3 separate regions of the Homo sapiens genome follow, and all the other regions are linked to region 2. A link is a loop called in an ENCODE intact Hi-C map of the cell type or tissue named here. Cell type or tissue: endothelial cell of umbilical vein. All regions are shown on one strand.

Region 1 (2,500 bases), 76 kb after region 2:
ACACCCTCAGGGACCCGAAGTCTTGGCCAGTTTGTTCTATAGATAGAACTGGCCAAGTTCTATAGTTTGTTTGTTCTAAGAGGGGGATTCCTTATCTTCTTCCTACATTTCTGCTAGAGCCAATAACAAGGTGACATATTTACTTGACAAACACTGACATACGGCCTACTATGTGCCAGGCACTGTTCTCAGCACATCACAAATACTAAGGCATTTAATCCTCATAACAACCCTATGAGTTTTCCCTATGGTACTCATCGTACCAATGGGAAAAGACCCATAGAGGCTAAGTAACTTTTGCCATTAAGAGGTAGAATATAGATTTGAACTCAGTCTAGTACTAGAGTCTGGTCTTGTAGCCACTGGTCCCTGCTGCATCTTAGCTGTGGCATAGCAGAGAAATGAAAAGCATAGACTCTGGAGCCAGGTCTCTGTGTTCAAATTCTAGCCACGCCCATTTATAGCCATTCAACCTGGGAAGTGACTACCTTTAGTAAAGCTGATAAAGTTGACCCTGTGATTCCCCATTTTCTCTTTATGTCTGGATCCCCATTGGAGGAGAACTCACAGAGGAGGCAGGGTTATTAACTGTTGCCCATAGCCTCCAACAAATGACATCTAGGTCCATCCTAAGGTGTCCCCTGTCCATTTCCCTCTCCCCCACCACGTCCCCCTAATTCCAGGAACCCAAGCCACGTACTACTTCCTTAACAGGCCTGTCTCTACCTCTTTGCTCCAGTTCGTCCCTCTCAGTGAAATGTTCTCCCTGAACCCCATTGCTGTCTGCTGAAATCTTATCAGTGCTTCTTATGCTGACTCAGCTTCTACCACTTCCCAGAGGCCCTTCCAGATTCCACTAGTTGGAATGCAGTTTCCCTTCCCATTTCCCCCAGGACATGTCAGCTGTGTCTCAGTCATAACAAGCCTTGTCTCTCAGGGAGACCATGAATCCTTTAGAAGGTAGGGCTGAGTCTGGGATCTCTTTGGGCTCTCAGCCTTTTTTAGCTGGAGAGTTTCCAGAAAACCCTCTGTGAAGCACAGGAAACAGACAGCTCAGCCCAAGGACCAGACAGAGAGAACAGACACTAGGTACTGACTTGTCCAGGTCACTCTGCTGCCGCTCGTAATATCTCATGATTCGGAGGAGCTGGACGTCCTGGCTCAGAAAGCAGGGCGGGATTAGGCCGTGGATTCCAAGCTGCAGCCTTTCTTCAAGGGTAAAGGCCATCCCCTGGGAAAAACAGGAAAAGAACACCCACACATAAGTGCATACTCAGGAGACAAAGGAACAGAAGGGGTCCCACCCACAGATAGGTAAAAGTCAGTGTGACTCAGTAGAAAGGGCCCTCAACTCAAATTCCACCTCTGCTATTAAAGTAGGAGGGTCATCTTGTGCCAGTTACTTTGATGCTTCTGAACTTCAGCTTCCTCATTGGAAAAAATGGGGAAACTATCTGTATCATCAGCATTTTTCTTTTTCTTAATATATATGTTTTATTTTATTTTTTAGAACAGTGATATGGTTTGTCTCTGTGTCCCCACCCAAATCTCATCTTGAATTGTAATCCAAATCCATAGTCCCCATGTGTTGAGGGAGGGCCCTGGTGGGACGTGATTGGATCACAGGGGCAGTTTTCCCCATGCTATTCTTGTGATAGTGAGTGAGTTCTCATGAGATCTGGTTGTTTGATAAGTGTCTGGTGCTTCCTCCTTTTCTCTCTGTCCTGCTGCCATGTAAGATGTGCCTGCTTCCCCTTCACCTTCTACTATGATTGTAAGTTTCCTGAGGCCTCCCCAGACATGTGGAACTATGAGTCAATTAAGCTTCTTTCATTTATAAATTACCTAGTCTCAGGTAGTATCTTTATAGCAGTGTGAAAACGGACTAATACAAACAGTATTTACAGAAAAACTGAGAAGACAGTAGAGTTCCCATATACCCCCTCAGCCAGTGTCCCGATTATTAACATTTGACATTAGTATTATACGTTCATTAGAGTCAATGAACCAGTAATGATCCATTATTATTAACTAAAGCCTTTAGTTTATTCAGATTTTTTAAAGTTTTTATCTAACTGTATATAGATAGATAAATATATGTATATAATGATATGTGTGTGTGTGTGTGTGTGTATGTGTGTGTGTGTGTGTGTGTGTATATATATATATATATATATATATTTCCAGGACCCATCCAGGATCTTGTATTAAGTTTAGTCATCATGTCTCCTTAGGCTCCTCTTGGCTTTGACAGTTTCCCAGATGTCCCTTGTTTTTGACAGCCTTGACAGTTTGGAGGAGCCCTGGTCAGGTATTTTGCACATACCCCTCTACTGGAACTTGTCTGATGTTTTTCTCATGATTGGATTTTGGTTATGGGTTTTTGGAAGGAAGATCACAGAAGTAGAGTGCCATTTTCATCACATCAGACCAGGGGTACATATAATAAATGTGATTATCACTGTTGATACGGACCTTGATCAGTGGCCAAAAGTCATGC
Region 2 (2,500 bases):
AAAAGAAACAGATGTGTTCCTTGACACCACAGATCAAGAGGCAAGTGAACAGTCTTGGAATCTTATCTCCTTGTTTTTAGCTTTAACTTTGGTGCTCTGCTCTGCACAAAGGCCCGACAAGTAACAATTCCTTTGATCCCTGTAAATCTGATCAGGGCACAGTAGAGACATCTAGTCATTTTGACAGTACGTATATTTGAACAGAAACCTTTAGGGTAGCCGTCCAAATGTAAAGGTAGAAACAAGTGGGATGAGTAGCAGAGGAGAGATGGAATGGGAGGAGTCCCATTTAGGTTGAAGTGACACAGAGAATGAATGCTGGAGCAAGCGGGGTTGGCTCTGGAAGGACAGGGGCTCACATCAAGTGTGGAAGGTAACATTAAGGAGTGGGCCTGTGGTAACTGGCTCCAGATATCAGAGAGGCCAAGGGCTGTCTGAATTTCTCTGAAAACTAGAAGTTTCTACAAAGAGCACTAATAGAGAAATTGTGATTTCCAATATGGTGTGTATCTCAGGGATTACGTGTGTGTGTGTGATTATGGTGAGGGGAAAGAGAGAGAGAGAATGAATGAATGAATGCACAGAGACAACAAAATGGAGAGACTAAAAAAAAAATTTTCCTAGAGCTAAAAAGTAGATGACTTTTTAAAAAGGTTTATTTATTATTTCCCTTCTTTAACACTCTCATCTAAGCAGCTTAAGAATCCCTGTATTTAGGGTTTGGGAACTAGGGAAGAAGCGGGTGATTTCCTTTCCTGGCCTGCCTAAAGGCCAAAGCTGCTGCTGACATCAAGTTTCTGTCCAGCCCAGGCCAATTATCAGACAGAGTTAGGGCTCCAGGTGCAAACTCAGAACACAGTCAACTCCCATCCTTGCTACTGTAAGTAACAGAAATGAAAAATGTGAATGGAAACCATCAGGGAAAACTCGTGACAGCAGGAGGTGGTGCCCGGGTACAATGCACCCATCCACTGCATGACAGGGAAAGAGCGGGAAGAGTGGGGCAATCAGTCCTTGCCATCAGTCTTTGTCTCAGCTTTGAGAAGGACACTCCCAGCTGTCTGTTGCTGTGGTTCACAGACTAAATGGAGATTCCTTCTGTCCTGGCAGGTTCTCCTCAGTGGCCAAGCTCCACGGCAGGAACTGAGCCATAGTAAGTTTATTTCAGGCCAAAAAATCTTAACATACATCCCCATTAGTGGGTAGGGGTAGGAAGGTGGAGCTTTTTATTAGCAGGATGTTTGGACAGAGATGAGGATGTTGAAAGCAGGAGTCAACATTTCCCAAGGTTCTTTCTTAAAATACATTGTGTTTGACTTTGGAACTCCTGACTCACCCCCAGGCTGGGCATTCTGTCTTGGAGCTACTGTATTCCCAAGAGTGCTTGGGGAGACCAGCTCATTCCCCACCTACAGTATCCACAGAAACATCTGCTATAGCTTATTAGAAAGTCAAAACAACCAACCATCAATCCATCATGTTTTCTGTTTAATGACACATTCCTGTTGGCTGACGCATGCCCCTCCCCAAGGATCCCGCCCCCCGCTCCCGGACTGCCTGTGTGTGTGTGTCTGTAAAACTGTGAACTGATTTTGAGGATAGTTTGAACAGCTTCTTACATCCTAGTTTATTTAACCTTCTCACACGAATAGCAATACTTTTCTGTGGGGAATCACAGAATGATTACTGACTCATTAGATAAGCAGTGAGCCCTGGAAACAGGAAGCAAAAAGTGGGCTTTCAAAGCCAATTTCATTCCCTTCTCTTTTCATCCACAGGTGACACAGCATTGTAGAAAGAGTCTGTACTTGGAGTCAGTAGTCCTGGGTTCAGCTTGTAGTCCTGACAGGTACTGTGTGACCTGAGATAGCTAACTTGGCCTCTCTGAGTCTCAGTTTTCTCTTGCATAAAATGGGAATAATAATACCTATCCGGTTGGCTACAGAGGATTTTTTTAAGAGGTTAGAATAGAATACTGGGGTGGGAAGGCAGCTTAAAGAACATCTGATGCTTGAATTCCTTCCTATAATATCACCACAAATAAGCCATGCAACCTATCCTTGAACTCTTTCTGTGACAGGGAACTCATTCCCACAGACAGTCCAGTGCAATGTGAGACAGCCCTGATTTATTTTGAGCTGAAAAGTGCTTCCTTTAGCATTCCACCAATTGGTTCTTTTCCATGTAGATACATACAAACAAGTCCAATTCTCTTCTGAAAGAAGAGCTTTTAGAATCTGGAGGTACTAGCACGTCCCTGACATAGACAGAGCAGTCTCTGAGTCTTCTCTCTACCAGGCTCAGCTTTTGGTTCTCTTCACTATCGTAGTTATTGCACTCCAAAGGCACTTTAGGTAATTTTTAACCCTCAATGTAGCTTCTCTAGCACTGGATGTGGTATTCAGGATTTCTGAAATGGAGATAATGAATTGTGACATTCACCTCCCTTGTCCTAGATGCTATGCCTCTATTAATGCAGCTGACCCTTGAATTTGCTTTA
Region 3 (2,500 bases), 94 kb after region 2:
AAGCACTTGAAAGCATCCCCAGAAACTGGCAGTTATGCTGGGGAATCAGAGAACCTATGTATTTTTAAATTCCCTTAGCTGGCTCTGATTCTATTCAAATTTGGAAACTGCTAGGCTGCATCTTTTCTTTACCTGAATGTTAAGCTCATTATGTTCCAAACCCAATTCTGCCATCTTTCCTTTCAAATAATCAGCCAAGTCCCCTGGATTCCTGTTGTGGTAGAAGCAGGATGGAAAGCTTCTTATCTCATCACTCTTTGGGCAGGATTTCCCCCTCCCCTGTTCCCATTCTAAAGCCTGTTTTCACCTTCAATGGACACAACTGTGCTTTAGGAAACAAGCAAATGACCCAATATCATTTAGAGAAACAAGGTTACTCAGACAGCACTGAGTCCATTTTGACCCAGATCATTGCCAAAGAGATTGCACAGATAGGGGATCAGAAAAGCAAAGCTGAGGAGGGCCTTGGAGTCACATGCACACACCTCCTAGGGTCCTCACAGCACTCTGCTGAATGAGAATGAGAAGACTGCCAACCCCAACCTTAGATTTCTGGAGGTTCAGGCTGCTTTCCTAAACACTGTCTTCCTCCATGGAAGAGTGGAAGTTCTGCAGCCTGTTTATTCATTCACTTGTTCATTCAACAAATGTCGGGGGCCTCTTCTGTTCTGGGTGCCTTGCTAGATGCTAGGGCTGCCACTACTTTCCTCACACAGCTCCTAAAACCTCACTTGGCACAGTGTTGGTATTAAGTTGGTGCCTCCTGCAGCATATTAACCAAAATGAAGAATTTCCCATTCCAGGGGAAGTGAAAGGAATCATAACTTTTTAAAAAATGAGCTCATTTTTATATTCTATGTTATTAACTCAAGTGCTTTATAAAAATAAAATTCATTACACAAGTGTCTATATGCCTTGCCCAATATCTTTGCCAATGATAAATAATATCTTGCATATTTTTACTGCTTCGTTGTTTCTAAAATGCTCTCATATGGCTTACGTCATTTGATCCTAGACAGGCTGGTTTTATTATCCCCATTTATAGGAGGAAATATCTAGGCTTAGATGGGTCAATGACATGTCAAGGGTGTGTGGCTAGTAAATGCCATACAACAACATTTGAGAATAATGGCTATTTCAATTGTTTTGCTATTGAAAGATTAGTTTTTGCGAAGTTGTTGGATAAGAACCAGCGTGGAAGAGATTCCATTTCTTTTCAAGAGAAATTTCATATCTGCTCCTGAAATACTTGGTGACTTTAGGATTTTGTCCATCCCGACCGAACAAGGGAACAGAGGTGGATAGTTGGAAAGATTATGAATCACTCTCTTGGCAAAATTCCCTGTGTTATTCTGAATGTTTCATGACCCTCTCTTCCCAAGAGACTATTATTTAAAATTTAAATAATACTGTTCTTGGCACCCTAATGGCCCTCTGAGTCAGCTGGACTGCAACAAAGTAATAGCAGAGGAAGGTTACAGGCAGGGGAGCAGCAGAGAACAAGGGAAGTAGCCTCTTTCCTCCAGCAACACAACAGCACTTTGATGGACTCAGCTTGGGAGGACTGGGTCAAAAGATGAACTGTGACCAGAAGGAAGAAAACAAACAGACACACTTTGGGAGGGTCTCAGAATAGGCACTGTACATGCATTCCTGGTGCGTGCGAATAAGTGGGCGGGGTGCCAGAACTGGACACGAGACAACCAAGGACAAGCTCATCTGACAGGGCAAGTGTCCAACAGATGGCTGTTAACCTGTTCCAGCCCTAATATGAACCAAATCCTCATTCTCCTGGGCTTCAGTCTCAACTCTGCCACCTTATCAGGTGAACCAGGAAGGAAGTCATTTTGTCCTGAAGAAAGTGGACCATTGTGGTGCACAGGAGATCACAGCGATCAGTCACCCTCTCTGTCTTGACACCAAGAAGCAGGAGTTCCAAAATCCAGAGGCCATTTTGGACTGAATTTGTAACAACTGTTTACACTTCACTGCTTTGTTAGGGTCTACAAAGCAGTTTTATTTGCTATGATAGTAGTTCTGAAACTTTGCTACTCATTAGAACCACTGCCCTATGTGGTAGGCTGTCAAAGTGTCATTCCCATTTTGCAGATAGGAAAGTTGAGGCTGAGAGAGTTCAATGATTTGCCTAAAATCATGGCTCTAGCAAGTTCTAGAAATGAGACTTGAATTTTGAGTTCTATTTCACCTTGTTGGCTCATTAATTCATTCATATTAAATGAATTATTCATTTAACAAGTATGTTTTGAGTACCAGCTCTGTACTAGGCATTAGATATACATTAAGAGACTAAATATATATAGCCCCTGCCTTCACTGAGTTTCAGTCTAATGATCTTTTCATTTGAACCGGTATTCTTTATACCCTTTCATATTTCAGAATTAATTTCAAATTATGTAGGCTGGTTTCGTGCCCAGCAGACTCAATGCTCAGCAGAATAGCACAAGTGGTACATTTACTAGAGCTCAGGTGTGCAGGTCCA

Evidence for each region. Hi-C counts contacts between places; a loop is a spot of excess contacts. Peaks named below come from ENCODE experiments on the same cell type or tissue, not always from the same donor. Only the 100,000 strongest peaks of a DNase experiment are listed, where the experiment ranks them.
Region 1: it touches region 2 in a loop (4-fold over the local background); 16 of 110 quality-filtered maps call a loop at or near these places.
Region 3: a loop joins it to region 2, with 6 times the contacts of the local background. A loop is called at or near these places in 12 of 110 quality-filtered maps.

The regions. Positions count from the first base shown.
Region 1 is chr11:86,558,593-86,561,092 of GRCh38, forward strand. It overlaps ME3 (malic enzyme 3), which reads right to left. Exons shown (of 15, transcript NM_001161586.3): 3 at 1,098-1,231. Among named protein-coding and RNA genes, the nearest start is that of ME3, 110 kb to the right of the region's middle. RefSeq lists an enhancer at 609-1,110. In endothelial cell of umbilical vein, no CTCF peak of the experiment used is centred here; a DNase peak (open chromatin) is centred at 1,039; H3K27ac peaks cover 1,512 bases.
Region 2 is chr11:86,482,983-86,485,482 of GRCh38, forward strand. All of the region lies in intron 7 of ME3 (malic enzyme 3), which reads right to left. Among named protein-coding and RNA genes, the nearest start is that of CCDC81, 110 kb to the left of the region's middle. RefSeq lists an enhancer at 1,385-1,679. In endothelial cell of umbilical vein, no CTCF peak of the experiment used is centred here; a DNase peak (open chromatin) is centred at 1,459; H3K27ac peaks cover 2,500 bases.
Region 3 is chr11:86,576,813-86,579,312 of GRCh38, forward strand. All of the region lies in intron 2 of ME3 (malic enzyme 3), which reads right to left. Among named protein-coding and RNA genes, the nearest start is that of ME3, 95 kb to the right of the region's middle. In endothelial cell of umbilical vein, no CTCF peak of the experiment used is centred here; DNase peaks (open chromatin) are centred at 299 and 1,409; H3K27ac peaks cover 2,500 bases.